2 separate regions of the Homo sapiens genome follow, and region 1 is linked to region 2. A link is a loop called in an ENCODE intact Hi-C map of the cell type or tissue named here. Cell type or tissue: GM12878. All regions are shown on one strand. Each heading gives the region's core, and the rest is flanking DNA. Links, peaks and the distances in the headings are about the cores only. Region 1 has its middle 23 kb from the start of ARMCX4. Region 2 has its middle 21 kb from the start of ARMCX6.

Evidence for each region. Peaks named below come from ENCODE experiments on the same cell type or tissue, not always from the same donor. Only the 100,000 strongest peaks of a DNase experiment are listed, where the experiment ranks them.
Region 1: it touches region 2 in a loop (4-fold over the local background); 2 of 110 quality-filtered maps call a loop at or near these places.

The regions. Positions count from the first base shown.
Region 1 is chrX:101,458,265-101,466,604 of GRCh38, reverse strand. It overlaps a transcript of ARMCX4 not described here. Among named protein-coding and RNA genes, the nearest start is that of ARMCX4, 23 kb to the left of the region's middle. In GM12878, for the core only: a CTCF peak has its summit at 3,527 (motif pointing left); no DNase peak of the experiment used is centred there.
Region 2 is chrX:101,592,431-101,600,770 of GRCh38, reverse strand. It overlaps the pseudogene ARMCX7P. Among named protein-coding and RNA genes, the nearest start is that of ARMCX6, 21 kb to the left of the region's middle. In GM12878, for the core only: a CTCF peak has its summit at 4,496 (motif pointing left); a DNase peak (open chromatin) is centred at 4,570.

The DNA of each region.
Region 1 (8,340 bases), core at 39-8,038, 130 kb after region 2:
AACATAGTGCTTTTGAGCTTCATTCATGTTGTTGCTTGTATTAATTGCTTGGTCCTTCTTATTGCTAAGTAGTATGCCATTGTATAGTACAATTTATTTATTCACCAGATGATGGACACTTGGGTTGTTTCTAGGTTAGGCCAATTACCAAGAAAGCTGCTATAAATATTTGCATGCAAGTCTTTGTGTGGACCTATGTTTTTATTTCTCTTGGGTAAATACTGAGGAGTGGGATTGTTGAGTCACATGGGAAGTGTATGTTTAACTCTATACAAAACTCTTTTCCAAAGTGGCTGTACCATTTTACATTCCCACTAGAATCATATGAGAGTTCCAGTTGCTCCAATTCTGACATGCACTTGGTTTTGTCATTTTTAAAGCCACTCTAACAGATGCAGATATTCTAATCTTTTACCTGTATTTTTAAAATTCAGTTGTTGTTTTCTTAATATCGAATTGTGAGAGTTCTTTATATATTCTGGATAAAGTCCTTTATTAGCTTTGTTAAGTTACAAATATTTCATCCCTGTCTATAGTTCAGCTTTCATTTCCTTAACAGCATCTTAGAAAGGGCAGTAGTCTTTATTTGGGTACATCCAGTTTATTTATTCACCGTTTATGGTTTGTCCTATTTGTGTCCTACCAAAAAAAGTTTGCCAAACACAAGATCACAAATATTTTCTATTATATTTTCTTCTAGACATTTTATAATTTTAATAATTTTAAAGTTGTAGCTTAATTTTGCAATAGCTAAAGGATATACACTGTGTTATTTCACCCTTTGCTGTTTGTTGAGACTAAATTTATGCCTTTCATGTAGTGAAATTTTGTAGATGCTCCTTGTACCTAAAAATAAACTGTATTCTGCAGTTTTAGAGTGCAGGGTTCTACATTTGTCAGTTATGTTAAGATTACTTGTGCAATTCAAATATTTGTTAGTCTTACTTATTTTTGTCTTATTTTACCAATACTGAGAAAAGTTTATACAATGAAACACCATGCGGCAATAATAATGAACAAACTACTGCCGCATGTAACCAAATGGATGAATCTCACAAACATAATGTTGTTATATTATTAAAAGCTGTATTATTAGATGCATGCAAATTTAGAATTATTTGATCTTCCTGCTGAATTGACTCTTTTATCATTACGAAATGTCCCTTTTTGTCTTTACTACCACTTCTTGCTTTAAAGTCTACTTTATCTGATATTAATACAACTACATCAGCTTTTTTGTTAATATTTGCATGGCATATCTTTTTCCATCTTTTTACTTTTAGCCTTCTGTGGCTTCATATTAAAAGTGGATCTCTTATAGACAACATGTAGTTATTTTTTAATACATTCTGATTTTGTGTTTTAACTGGAATGTTTAGGCTGCTTACCTATAATATATATTATATAGATGGTATATTTGGTATTTTGGGGCTTAAATCTACCATCTTACTTTTTGCTTTGTATTTGTTCTTCCTGTTTTATATTGCTTTTTCTCTTTTCTCTTGCCCTCTTTTGAAATGCATAATGGTTTTTTATAATTCCATTTTCCCCATTATCTTGTTAATTATAGATTCTATTACTATTCATGTAGTGGTTACCTTAGAGAATAAAAAATACATCCTAGACATTACTCAAGCCTAGTATAAATTTTACATTGTCTGACTATAGCACACTCCTAAATAAGTATTAGATCCCTTGCCTGCATTCCGCACTCCATCTGTGATTCCAAAGCCTGTGAGATTTTCTATATATATTACTGCCTTGGAGACCAAGTGATGTTGGTCATACACCTTGGCCCTTTAGCACAAAGAAAGGGATTTTATCTCCATCAAGAGAGATACATAAACTGGTACCCATATATACGCATCATTTCATAATATATGTGCACCATTCCAAACAAATGTAACACAGCCATATCCTGAGCTCTAGAAATCTAGAAATCCATCATCTAAAAGGGGAAGCAATGCAGTAAAATTGGAGTTGTGCATATTGGAGTCAGAGTAAGATGGAACCTGGAAACGTTTTCACCCTCTCTTGACCTATCTTCACTTATTTTATAGGTATAACTTGACATTCTTGAACCTACCACTTGATGTTAGCAAATCCTAGAAAGGGATGGGCTGTTCTAGTTGTGGTATTGTGGGTGTTCATTCCCATTCTCTCTCTGTTTTAATATATTTTCTAAATGTTCTACAATGAACACATTTTATTTATTTATTTACTTATTTGAGACGGAGTTTCACTCTTTTTGCCCAAGCTGGAATGCAATGGCGCTATCTCAGCTCACTGCAACTTCCACCTCCCAGGTTCAAGTGATTCTCCTGCCCCAGGCTCCCAAGTAGCTGGGATTACAGGCACCCGCCACCACGCCTGGCTAATTTTTTTTGTATTTTTCATCGAGACGGGGCTTCACCATGTTGGCAAAGCTGGTCTCGAACTCCTGACCTCAGGTGATCCACCCGCCTCTGCCTCTCAAACTGCTGGGATTACAGGCATGAGCCACCGCACCCAGCCTGAACACATATTATTTAAATCTTAGAAAAAATAGGCTGGGCGCGGTGGCTCACGCCTATAATCCCAGCACTTTGGAAGGCCGAGGCAGGTGGATCACTCGAGCTCAGGAGTTGGAGACCAGCCGGGGCAACATGGCGAAACCTTATCTCTACCAAAAATACCAAAAAAAATTAGCCGGGCATGGTGGTGCACACCTGTGTTCCCAGCTACTTGGGTGGCTGAGGTGGGAGGATCCATCACTTGAGCCTGGGAGACGGAGGTTGCAGTGAAGCAAGATCACGCCACTCTGCACTTCAGCCTAGGTGACACAGTGAGACCGCCTCTCAATAAATAAATAAATAAATAATAAAATTAATACTACACATAGTAGGCACTTAATTGTAGCAAGCACTTTATCCATTCCTCTTTGTTATAGAGCAAAATAATACTGTTCATTATCACTACCAAGCTACCACTGGGTCTCTTACTTCTATAACCCCAGTGTCTTTCCCGAAGACAAGACTGGTTCTCACTTTCCCTGAGGTTCAGTTTCCACTTCTTTAAAATGAGGATAACAATCCCTCCTCAAAGGATTGATCTAAATATTTAATGTTATCATGTGTGGGCAGGGGCCAAAGTCTATGCAAATTGACCCCTAACCTAATGGAGAGGCACACAAAAAAGACAAGAGTCCCTTGAAAGAGGAGCAGTGGTACAGTTTGCCAAGAGCACTTGCAAGAGAGTGCTGGAAATGTAGTCTGGATCCATGGGATGAGGAGCCTTGCATGCCAGCTGGGAAAGAGTGCATAGTTCTCTTGGGTGGGTAGTGGATTGCCTCTGAGGGTGTTTGTGTGACAATATTAGAGCTAACTTCAGGGAAACCGTTCTGAGCAGCTGTATGTAAAGTGGCCTGATTCGGGAAGTCATTATAGGTGTATGGTATTTGAGGACTTGAACCACCTCCTCTCTCCAGAGAGTGCTCTGCAGTGTGGACATCAGCCAACCTTGATGGAGAAAGAGAGACAGAATGGAGCCACCTGGTGATTAGAATCAGAGTTGCAATTATGAAAGTCAGGACAGAGGGCTTTGCAAGGGAAGGAGGAAAGGAGGGAAAGGCTTGGACTTATTGGCACCGGCCAGATCTTTCTGGAATGACCACCCACTGGCAGCAATCCTCTGAATATAGGACTTTCTGTGGTCTCTAAGCCCTAAAACTAGACATCCACTTCCAGCCTGAGCTGAAGGGAAAGCTGCATGTGTGAGTGTGTGATTATTTGGGGTGAAGAAGTTTGAGACATAGCAACACACACATAAGTAGATACATCACCAAATCAGTTGCTTTAATCTGCTCTTTTCCCAAGAAACCAGTATACTGTACACATATTTCCAAAACATAATATATGTGTATCTAATTTTTGGGGGGGTTATATATTTTTGCTCTTTACAAATTTTTATCTTTTTTTTTTTTTTTTTGAGACAGAGTCTCACTCTGTCGCCAGGCTGGAGTGCAGTGGTGCAATCTCGGCTCACTGCAACCTCCAACTCCCTGGTTCAAATGATTCTCCTGCCTCAGCCTCCGGAGTAGCTGGGATTACAGGCACGCATCACCACGCCCAGCTAATTTTTGTATTTTTAGTTGAGACAGAGTTTCACCATGTTGGCCAGGATGGTCTCGATCTCCTGACCTTGTGATCTGCCTGCTTCAGCCTCCCAAAGTACTGGAATTACAGGCGTGAGCCACTGCGCCGGCCTACAAATTTTTATCTTAATAAATGTTCCTGATTACAAAATTTCAAACAAGCCAAAAAGGTGTATGTGTAAATTAAATTTATCCTTTCATCTGCCTGACTCTCACTCCCTGACCCAAAGATTTTCACTGAAAATAGGTGCATGTTCTCCAGATGTGTTTATGTACACGTAATTTACTACTGTATAGCTACATATAAAGAAAAATATTTACATAAAATATACAAAATACACATATTCTTCAAAACTGTAGTCATAACATATTCTTCTGCAATTTTCCTATTTCACTTAATATATCTCTGACTTTCATTGATATTTCATTAGCAATGTTTACTGACATAAATATTGCTCTTTCAGTGAATTTTCTTTTGACATCATTGACCCACTGTTGGTCAGTAAGTCTGCCTAACATATCACAAATATAAGCCCCATTAGTTTGCAAATATTCTCTCTACTTTTCACATAACTTTTACCTTTTTTTCTGCAATACACAGTGTTTTAAATTTTTCAATAATGTTAATTAAAATTATACAGCTTTGTAAATTTAAAATTATTACAAAATAAAGTTTAGTTTTAAAAATAAATAATAAATCACACCCATTAGGATGGCTATTATTTAAAAAAAAAGAGAGGGAGAAAATAGTTAAGTGTTGGTGAGGATGTGGAGAAATTGGAACCCTTGTGTATTGCTTGTAGGAATATAAAATGGTGCAGCCACTGTGGAAAATAGTATGGCAGTTCCTCAAAATATTAGGCATAGAATTACCATATGATCCAGAAATTCCACTTCTGGGTATATAGCCAAAAGAAATGAAACAGAGACTTGAACATATATTTGCACACCCATGCTCACAGCAGCATTACTCACAATAGCCAAAAGGTAGAAACCACCAAATGTCCACGAATGGATGAATGGATAAACAAAAGACAGTATATCCATACAATGGAATATTATTCAGCCTTAAAAAGGAAGGAAAGTCTGTTACATGCTGACTCTGAAAACATTATGCTAAGTGAAAGAAGCCAGACACAAAAGGACAAAAGTGGTATGATTCCACTTGTATGAACTACCCAGAGTAGTCAAATTTATACAGAGAAAAGGATGGTGGTTGCCAGAGTCTAAGGAAAAAGAGAATAGGAAGTTATCATTTAATGGGTATAGAGTTTTATTCAAAATGAAGAGTTCTGGAGATGGACAGTGGTGATGGTTGCACAACAATGTGAGAGTACTTAATGCCACTGAGCTGTACACTTTAAAATGATTAAAATGGTAAATATTATGTTATATTGTACAAATAAATAAATAAAACAGTTCATTATAACAGAAATTGAGCAATACCATGGAGAGCATCAAGTGCCAGCACCCAGGGAAATCAGAGCATTCAGAGCCCTGGAGGCTTCAAACAGAAAAGCTTTAGAGTAATTTCAGTTTTCATTATTTAAGCCTCTCCTAACTACCAGCCCACACTCAAGGATAGGGATTATGCAAGTGCATGAACACTAGGAGGCATGGCTCATTGAGATCACCGTCTTAGAGGCTGCTTACCTCATTTGTCCATCTCTTTATATTGGCTACTGGGAAGGTTTCCTATATCATAAGAATTAGCTACATATATTAATAGTTTGCAAATATTTGCTGTCATCATTTTAGACAAGCTTTACTGATTTTTTGCCATATACTGTGTTTTAAATTTTTCAGTAATAATATAATTTAAAAGTAATATATTTCACTATTTTAAAAAACTAAGCCATACCCCGCCCAGCATCAGTTACCCAGACAGATTGGAGTACTTAGAGCCCTGGTGGATTCCAGACACCATGGGGAAAGCTTTACAGTAATTCCAGGTTTCACTACTAAGTAAGCATTTATAAGACAGTTTCCCTGATTTACTTAACATCTCCTAACTTCCTATACCCTGATCTGAATTACGGATTTAATAATAAGTAATTTGAATAGCTAAGATCAAGGGAGATCCCAGGAGCCTGGAGCTTAATCCCTCACCCACCAGGCTCCCCAGGGTAAGAGATGTGATGAAATCACCAATGCCCACATGAGCTGTTCTAAGGACCAGTGACTGGTTCCCTTACATTTTAGGAGAATGATATAGTGTCACCCCCTGCCTGAGTGAATGGCCCAGGTCATGGGCCTAGGTACACTGCAAACTCTGACCCCTTTGCTTTGACTCCAGGCCATGTACTTCCACCAATCCTCTCAGCTCAGTGCAATTCTCTATGTACCTTGTAAAGAATAAATGCTGTTTTGTTTATTTGTTTGTTTGTCTATTAGCCAGACCAGTGGTTCTCAGACTGTGGTCCCTAGAGCAGTAGCATCAGCATTACCTGGGAACTTCTTAGAAATGCATATCTTTGGGTCTCAACCAGATGGTCTGAATCAGAAACTCTAGGGGCAGGGCCCAGCAATTAGTGTTTATACACCTACAGATGATGCATGCTGAACTTTGAGAGCCTCTGCTCCACTCCATAAATGACTGATAGAGTTTTATATGTTATCACCTCTTGTGAGCCTCAGTCTCCTCAGTGGAGGTGACAGATCCCCCTGCTTTACCACAGTGGTGTGAGGAAAAAATGGGAAAACCTGTGCAGATAGTATCTGGTGATACTTCTGCATTGTAAGAGTAATTACCTTCTGGGGCTGAGAAAAAAATAGAAAATCCCTATGCCATTTCCTTTTTTAAAAAATTGTGTTTTCTTGCCCTCCTTATTTTACCTTTTACGTGACTCTAAGAGAGAACATAATGAGAAAATCAACAAAGAATGTCTGACACATAAAAGGACTTCACCAAATGTTAGTCCTGGCCTACCCTGCTTTCTTTCTCACATAAAGAGAAGACTTTGATATAAACTGCATAGAGCTATTATAGCTATTATAGCTACATAGCTATTATAGATAGCATCTGGAAATATAAGCAAGAAATGAAATATACAGGTAGGCCAGCTTCATGAAGGCCCACAGGCACCCAGGCACCCAGGCACCTGCCCTCCCCACTGCAGCCATTGCCAAGATTTATAAGAAGAAAGTCAATTCAGCTAAAGAGGTGCTAAATAAAGAGCCCAAGAGAAGATCTGAAGGTAGTCGTTCAAACCCGCTCCTGCAGAAGTTAAAATTAAATCATAAACAAAAGGCAAAGTAAAAGGATAAACCTTCAGTAAAAAGTACAAACATAAGGGAAAGGAAGGGCAAAAGGGAAACTCACTGGAGTGGCTAAACAAGACACTAAAGACGGCAAGAAAGGGAAAACATAAAAGGTGAATCTAGCCTCTGATGCAGCAGGATGGAAAGAAGCCAAGTCTGAATAGCATACTTATACCCAGTATTATCAGGGGTCCCAATACTTCCCTTCTACAATATAGGGGAATGGTTTTTATCAAGGACTTTGAAAATCCAAGTTTTTTAGTAGCTCCAGGAACACATTTTTAAGAAGGAAGAGATTCTACCCCATTCCATTTTAATTTTAATTTAATTTTATTTTATTTTATTTAGATAAGTATCAATGCTTTGTTTAGAAGAGGAAATCATGCACTAGCTGCCTAGTAAAGCTAGAAATTAGTAGGATATTGAGCCGGGCACAGTGGCTTACGCCTGTAATCCCAGCACTTTGGGAGGCCAAGGCAGGCAGATCACCTGAGTTCAGGAGTTCGAGACCAGCCTGGCCAACATGATAAAATCCCATCTCTACTAAAAACACAAAAATTAGCCGAGCGTGGGGGCGGGCACCTGTAATCACAGCTACTCGGGAGGCTGAGACACGAGAATTGCTTGAACCCGGGAGGCAGAGGTTGCAGTGAGTCGAGATCATGCCATTGCACTCCGTCTCAAAAAAAAAAAAGGGGGGGGATATTGAATTAAAGGAAGCTTTGACTGTCTTATGTGTCAACTTAACATTCCATAGGTTGGATGCAAGGGTAGTTTTTATTTCCTTTTATATGAAGCATAACGAAATGGTAATTTAGAATCACAATTTTGCAGTTAACATGTCATAAATATTTCAAATTACTTATTTATGTTATTTTACTAGTTACCAAGCAAGAAAGCTATCAAGGGCTAGTGGGGTTGTGTCAAAAGCATTCAGGAGCCAACTT
Region 2 (8,340 bases), core at 88-8,087:
ACCGGCGCTCTTGCCAGTGCTGAGAACCTCTCAGTGTCTTGATCAGGCCCTGGGAGGCAGGCATGCTCCCGACTCCCCCCGCGCATCCCAGGGAGGCAGAATCCACGGGAACTGGGCTCGTACCCAGGCACTGCAACCAGTCAGGGGATGAGGGGCAGGACAGAAGGGCTGTGCGTGAGTGCTTTCGGGAGGGCAGTGCCAGCAAATGGACAGGAGGGTTTTGACTTGGGCCAAGACAACGCCGTGGAGACACTTGGACGCTGATGGGCTTTTCTGTGACAGAGTTTGCTCAGGAGATGGGCAGAAAGCCTCTGGGGCGCTCCCTGAGTTAGGACTCAGCTGCGGCCTCACGGTGTCAAGTGCCTCAGCGATGGTGGACAAGCGCACGTAAAGGGAAACTTGGTAGCGTGCAGGGAAGTAGGGAGGTGCATGCTAATTCGGGACCACAGGCTAGGAGGATGCCTTTGTGCTCAAAGAGACTGAGCAATGAGGTGTCACTAAAGACAGCATTGGCGAAGCAGGCTCCACTGGGAAAAGTGCATGCGGAGCTGTCTGCAGGGAAATCCCCTTTGAAATCAGATTGCCCAGCCAAACTGCGGCTGGCTTGGGAGAAAGGGTGGTCCTTCTGACAGCTCTTAGGAACCCTTAGGAACCGGGACAGGGCTCCCAGAGCCAGCCAAGGAAGCCCCAGCAGTGTGAGCCTTGACAGGGGATGTGGTGTCACAACAACTGCAAGTCACTTGTTGGCCATCCCAGGCACCAGGGCCTGGGAAGAGGTCTGGTCCCCATTCCAGGTGGGAGGGTTTCCCAGAGTTGGTCAGGGGACCCGGCAGGCACTCAGGCCGTCTGGCCAGCATGGACTGTGGGGCAGATGGTACAAGCAGGAAAGTTGTAACCCACCTGGAAGGCAAGCTGCGGGGGGAAGGGAGAATAAGACAAGAAAAGAAAGCTTTGTTCTGTGTGGAACAGAACAAGCAGAATGCCCAGCACCACAGAGATCGCGGCTGCCCAGGACACAGTGACCCACAGCAGCAGCCCTGGGAGACCGAGAGGGCACCGGGCACGGCAGCAGCCTTGCCCAAGGGGAAGCAGATGTGTTTACTGGGTTTGCCATGGCTTTAGGGAAGGGGACCACTTCTTGACACATCACAAACATGCAGGGAACCTGGCTTTGCTGATTCAGGGGCTAAACCTGCTGGGCGGGATCTGGTAATGTTGGAGGTGGGGGCGGGGCAGAACGAGCTGCCCTGACCCATGGAGTGCTTCTGCGCCCACGGGCTCTTCCTTTCCTGGCAAGGTGCAGGCACCTCAGATGGAGAGTGTGGAGGTGTCTCCGGATGGATGGAGTGGCCACGGTCGTGCCAAGTGCCCTCAGCATCTGCCCTATCACCCCCGCAGGTAGTTGATGGAGGGCTCCACTGTCCCCTTCCTGGGTCCCACCACAGGTAGTGGGGATATGGAAGAAAGGAGGTTGCTCCAAAGGGAGCAGCGGCCAACCCTCTCACTCTGCCAGGAAGTAGCGCTGGGGATCCCAAGGAAGAGAGAAGGAGGGCTGGAAGCAGATTTCCCCCTGGCTTCGCAGGAGGGATAGAACTACACAGGGTAGGTGCTGGGCAAGCGGCAACCTTTATCGCCATCATTGTGCAATAAATGCGCCCCGATGCGTGGTAGAGCGCCCCCACCCGTTCCACCCCGGTCCCCATCCCCACGTCGGGATGCGCCGACAATCGAAAAGGCCAGGGTTACTGACCTTTCTCTCCAGGCTGGCAGTCAAGGAAAAGACATTAAGAAGGGATTTCTCTGTGCCGGGGCACGGTGCTGCCTGCTCCACGGGTGTTGTCTCTTTCAGTCCTCTCAACATTCCATCCTAATTCCACGAACTCCCCCGCTGTGCCCCTCCCCTTCCCCCACCCCCGCCTCCAGCCCCTTCTTGAAGTTTATTCTGAGCACTGCAGCCCCTCTCTATCCCTGCCTCCTGTGAGCACCGATAAGCCTGCATTTGTCACGGAGCAGACGTTCCAGTCAGCTGGCGTTTACCGTGCTTTTTTTTTTGTCCTTCTCTCCGTGCAGACTGTAAACTCAAGGACAAGGACCATGACTCTTTTCTGCCAATCAAAGCACACAACTTTATTGATGATACACACAGATGCGGACTTGGGTGGAAGAGGTTAAGTCGGTACAATAGACAGAAGAGCAGTGCACTTTTTTGATGAATAGGTTCACTATCCATCAGGCGCGTGTAGAAGAAAGAGCAAACGAAAAATAATTCAACCTAAGCTGCAACAAATGCATTTTCAGCTCAAGCCGCGATATGCCTCTGGTCTCTGCAAAGCGGTCCCGCTTGGACAGGGAGACCACCACAGGCAACAATAGCACTCGTGATGCTGTAATTTGATGTTCTTTGTCCACAGCAGGCAGCTGAAGTGATCCCCTCACCACATGAAGGAGGCTGCAAGGGAGGAATTTACAATGCCAACATTGCCTGCAGACTGCACAACCAAGAAGTTACTCAAAGCTCTGTGGGAGCCCCTGCCTGGCCAATAAGAGTGTGGTCCTGGATTGAGCCCTGGAACTTTCACCCAATGAGGTGGTGATTGGCTAAGGCTGGATCTTCAGTAGCACCCTCTGCAGATTCTTTGACATCTGCAAACCAAGCGCGTTGTGGGTGGATTCCGTCCCATTGTGTTCGAGAGGGCCGTTTATGGGGCAGGGGTTTCCAGGAGAATCTCTCTGTTTCCATTTCTGATAAAGAGGGACATGAATGAGAAGAGCATCTGGGCACCGACTAACTCCCCCGCCAAGACTGGCTTTTCAGACAAACCCATCAGCGGTTTCAAAACCTGAACCTTAGCACATCCACTTCCCTCTGATATCAAAGGAAACTTCAAGTCTGAAGCGGACTTGGCAAGCATGTTATTAATAACTGTCATGCTTATTAACAAATTTAATCCGGCCTGCTGCAGAAATGAGTTGCAGCAACGTGACACAGTCTCCCGACACACTTCATTGATGTACATCTTAATCTGGCCCTGACTTTCAATACTCGCATTTAAGTTATCCGGGGCACACAAAGCCTCTCTAACAGTGGGGTCTGGAGTGGGGCTCGTGTTTCTAGCCATTGAGAGGCTGGCCAAATGGCTATTGATATCCTGGCTAAATGGAAAGCCCGCATCCTTGGGCTCGGCAAACAACAGTTTTCCCTGAATGAAAAGACACTTGGAGAGGTCTAGAACACAACTGCCATTTTTAAAGTTTTGAGCATACCCAGAAATTTTTTTATTTTCATTGGGGGAATAGGTCATTCATTTTTATTTCGATGGTTTGCTTTTGGAGAGGCTGAGAGTTCTTACTGCCCATGATTATTGTCAGACTGATCCCCAGGGCTTGGCTTATCCTCAGTTCTTGACTGAAGATCATGGACCTTGCCTGTCTTCCCCACTGTCTGCAGCTCCCACGCTCTTTTTGTTTTTCTTGCTTGGTTGTGCCTTCTTCTGATAAGTGGATGAACACTGTGTCAACTTGTAGACCAGACTTCCATATCTTCTTTCACAAATTCGTCAGTCTGAGTATATCCCACATCTAATGCAAGTCACAGATGGGCATCACTCTTTAAAAGGTGCTCTAGTTGTGGCATTCTAGGAAGGAGATTGTTAGACATTCTTTTCCTGGACACAATCAATCTAATTGCCATCCAACATGGACCTAGCAGCAATGCAAACACATAAAGCTTTCAGATGAGTCTCCCCAAAGAGACATGTCAATGCACAGGATACAAGGGTATCAGTATCTCTATTTCCGGATTGAAGGTCTTAATTTTCAAATGTTCCTCCTCTGGGGTTTAACCTCCCTCAAGCTCATTTCCACTATTTTCCCACAGGTGCAGCATTTATCTTTTTCCAGCACCAATATAAGAGGAGAAAAAAACAAAGGCTGTGAGAGGGAGAAGCTGAATTGCCTCTGGACTCTGTAGTCTGCCTCGGACGCCTCGTTTCCACCCCTTATCTCCAGCATATCACACTCTGTGGAGCAATTTCTTTCCTCCCTTACTTAGATTATTGTCTACAGGTAGACAGAGAAAAGAGGATAGAGATTGGTAAATGCATTGACACATAAGTTTCAGGTGCATCCACTCCAGAGTGAGGAATATAACTTTCCAGAGTCTCCCATTTAGGTCTCAGGCACACCCATCTTCCCCACCCTGGCCTCCTGCCACTTTATTCCTCGCCCTTCTCCTATGAATGCCCACTTTTCTGATCTACCTCACCTCACTCCCCTTTCTGTGCTATAGATTTTGACACTGCTTTCCCAGAGCCATAAAGGATTGGGATTAAGGGTTTTCCGAAAACAGGACAGGAGTAGAAGGGCAAGTTCTAGTTTAGCACTTGTGTGTACCACCCTCTTGTGACAGGTTCTGGCTCCACATATCCTTGAAGGAATACATTCTTTCTTCAGTCTCTGCCAGATAACCTGTAATTTTCTTCTTCCTTTTTCTTGGGTTGCACTGCCCCCTACAGACAGACAAACAAACCAATATCTATCAGTAGGGTGGGTGAACACAGTGCTGGGTGATAGGCCACAGTTCCTTTTACTGATTCTGGACTCTGTCAAACATTTCTCACCTCTCACTCTCGGTTCCGCAACACCAACTCTCCCCCGATCCTATGCACCATTTAGAGAACTAAAATAAGCTGGTGGGTGGGGCGAGAGTGTAGGGGAAGATGACTCTGTCCCAATCTTGACCCTAAGACTTCCCAGGCAATCCTCATTCTCACACCACCCTGCACATAACCAGAGCAGTTTCTTCTTTCTTCACTCATCTACAAACGTGCCTCTCTGAGGTCAACAGCAGAGAGCTGATGGCTGGATCAAAAAGATTTGACTTTCCCACAGATCTTGGTCACCTGAGATATATGTCACTAATGAGCCATGGTTGCCACCAGTAGTGATGCAAGAGTGTGCCTGCCTCTCTCTCTTCCCCCCAGCACACCAGACCTGTTACTCATTTTTTTTTCTTCACCAATCCTGGAATCCAAAAGAAAGTGCATTACCATTTTGTTGGAATTTGTTTTTCTCTGATTTCCAGAGACAAAACTTATTCTGATACTTTCTTATCTTCTCCTGGAGCAACTGTTTCTTTGTATTTATACTTCTTTATCTTCATCCTAGAATACTGGGCAACAGCACGTCTTTTTACTTCCCCTCCCCTCAGCAACTAATATCCATCATCTTGCTTAGACCCATGAAAAAAGCAGATTTCATAAAACAAGGCATGGAGAGATAAATATGTTTAATTACATTTTTCTTGCCTCTGCTCACTTTTCTTGGAAATAATGACTTTTTAAAAAGATTTTTTATGCCTTTTGTACGTATAAGGAGTTTTCTGGAGTGATACTTGCTAGAATGACACCACTGGTTATTTCTGAGAATAGTATTTAAGGCAATACACAGTCTAGCTGAAGTGTCAAGTGTTAAGTTCAGTGGGACATGGAAATTAACAGAGCGGTCTCTTGGACAAGACCACCTAGTTTTCCCAACAGGCCCCCATGAGATAGAATTTGCCTTGCTGAGTTCACTATACTCCAGGCTCTACCCCCTAATTTTGTTTTCAGAGTAAAACTGTGCACAATTTATGACATTACACCCAAGAGAAATGCATGCATATATTTACCAAACGACATGTATAAAAATGTTCATAGCAGCACTATTCATAATAGTCCCAAGCTGGAAACAATCTAAATATCCGTCATTAATAGAATGGATACATAAAATATAGTACATACATAAATAGCAATGAATACTCTACATGCAACAGTATGGATTACTCTCACAGATGTTAGCAAAAAATTAGACACAAAATAATATATACTGTATGATTCTGCTTACCTAAAGTTTTTTAAAATTCAAAACTATCTATGTTTTTAGAAGTCAGAATAGTGGTTACACTTAGGATGCATTAGTGACTAGATGGGGACTTGGAGGGAACTTCCAGTGTGTGGTTCATGTTTATTTCTTGCTCACTTTGTGAAAATGTATTGAGCTGATCACTTGTGCACTTTTCTGTATATACAGTATACTTCAACAAAAGTTTACTTAAAGATCTCAATGGTGAGTTAGAAAAATGAGAGGTGGAGTGGCCAAGATGGCCAATTAGAAGCAGCTAGGGTGGATGGCTCTCATGGAGAGGAACAGAAGGGGTGAGTAAATACAGCACCTTCAACTGAAATGTCCATGTACTTGCATTGGGACTAATCAAGGAAACAACTTGACTTACGAAGAACAAAGAAAAGCAAAGCGGGATGATGGCCCACCCAGGAGCGACACGAAGCCAAGGGAAGTTCCACCTCCTAGGGAAGCAGTGAGTGAATGTACAACCCCAGAAACCCACGCCTCTCCCACTGATCTTTGCGACCCTTGGGTCAGAAGATCCCCTCATGAAACCACTCCACCAAGGCCTTCAGTCTGACACACAGAGCTATGCAGGGTCTTGGCAGAGCAGCCATTCAGACACACGTGGAGACCAGGGAGCTTTAAATACTCTGGCTCTGGGCTTCCCAGCAAAAGTAACTGCAACTCCAGCAAAGTAGGTTAGAACTCCTACTACCCCTAGGAAAGAGGCTGAAACCAGGGGGCCAAGCAGGGATGGTCTGCAGGCCCCATGTCCACGGCACTTCACAGGATAAAACCCACTGGCTTGGAATTCCAGCCAGCCACCAGTAGCAGTGTGGCACCTACCTGGGATGGAGCACCCACGGGGAGGGGCGGGCCTCCATCTTTGTCATTTGGGTGACTTAGCCATTCCAGCCTGTGGGCTCTGGAGAGTCCAAACTGACCAGGGGCAGAAGGGATCCCCCAGCACAGCACAGCTGCTCTATCAAAACATGGCCAGACTGTTTCTTTTCCCCAATCCCTTCCTCCTCACTGTGGGGGGACCTCCCAACTGGGGCGTTCAGCAACCCCTGCTGGTGTTCTCTGGCCAAAAAAGATTTGAAAACTCCCTGGGACAAAACTCCCAAAGGGAGGGGTGGGCCACCATCTTTGTTGTTGGACATCTTAGCAGTTCTAGCCTTCAAGCTTTGGTGTGTCTGAGGCTACCAGGGGCAGAAGTGGTGCCCCAGCACAGCACAACAGCCCCCGAAAACATGGCCAGACTGCTTTTTTAAGTGAGTCCCCAAACTTGTTCTATATCACCAGGTAGAGCCACCCAACCAGGGTCTTCGGCTACACCCACCAGTGTTCTCTGTCTGACAGAGGTTTCAGGTCTCCCTGGGACAGAGCTCCCAAGACGAAAGGAAGGCCACCATCTTTGCTGTTCAGGTGACTCAGCCATTCCAGCCTTCAGCCTTAAGAGGTGACCAGGGGCTGAAGTGTGCCCCCAGCCCAGCACAGCTGCTCAACAAAAACATGGCCGGACTATATTTTTAAGCAGGTCCCCAATTCCATTCCTCCTGAATGGAAGAGACCGCCCATCCGGGGTCACCAGCCACCTCCTACAGGTGCATTTGGGCCAGCAACAGGTCTGTACCTCCCTGGGATGGAGCTCTCTGATAAAGGAGCAGGCTTCCACCTTTGCTGTTTCACAACCTTCACTGGTGATAGCTTCAGGTACTGGAAAATCTGAGGTGACTAGGGACTGGAGTGGGCCCCCAGCATACTGCAGCAGCCCTACAGAAAAGTGGCCAGACTGTTAAAAGAAAAAAAATCCAAAAGTCAGAAATCTCAAAGATTGAAGGCAGATAAGCCCACAAAGACAAGAAGGAATCAATGCAAGAAGGCTGAAAACTCAAAAAGCCAGCATGCCTTCTTTCCTCCAAATGACCACATCACCTATCCAGCAAGGGTGAGGAAACAGGTTGAGGCTGAGATGGCTGAAATGACAGAAGTAGAATTCAGAATATGGATAAGAATGAAGTTCACTGAGCTAAAGCTGTATGTTGTAACCCAATGCAAGGAAGCTAAAAATCATGGTAAAACATTGCAGGAGATGGCTGAGTGTGGTGGCTCATGCCTGTGATCCCAGCACTTTGGGAGGCTGAGGCAGGTGGATGACTTGAGGTCAGGAGTTAAGACCAGCCTGGCCAACACAGCAAAACCCTGTCTCTACTAAAAATACAAAAATTAGCTGGGCATGATGGTGTGCACCTGTAGTCCCAGCTACTCAGGAGGCTGAGGCAGGAGAATCACTTGAATCCAGGAAGTGGAGTTTGCAGTGAGCTGAGACCATGCCACTGCACTCCAGCCTTGGCAACAGAGCAAGACACTGTCTCAAAAAAAAAAAAAAAAAAAGGGCCAGGCACTGTTGCTCACGTCTGTAATCCCAGCACTTAGGGAGGCAGAGGCGGG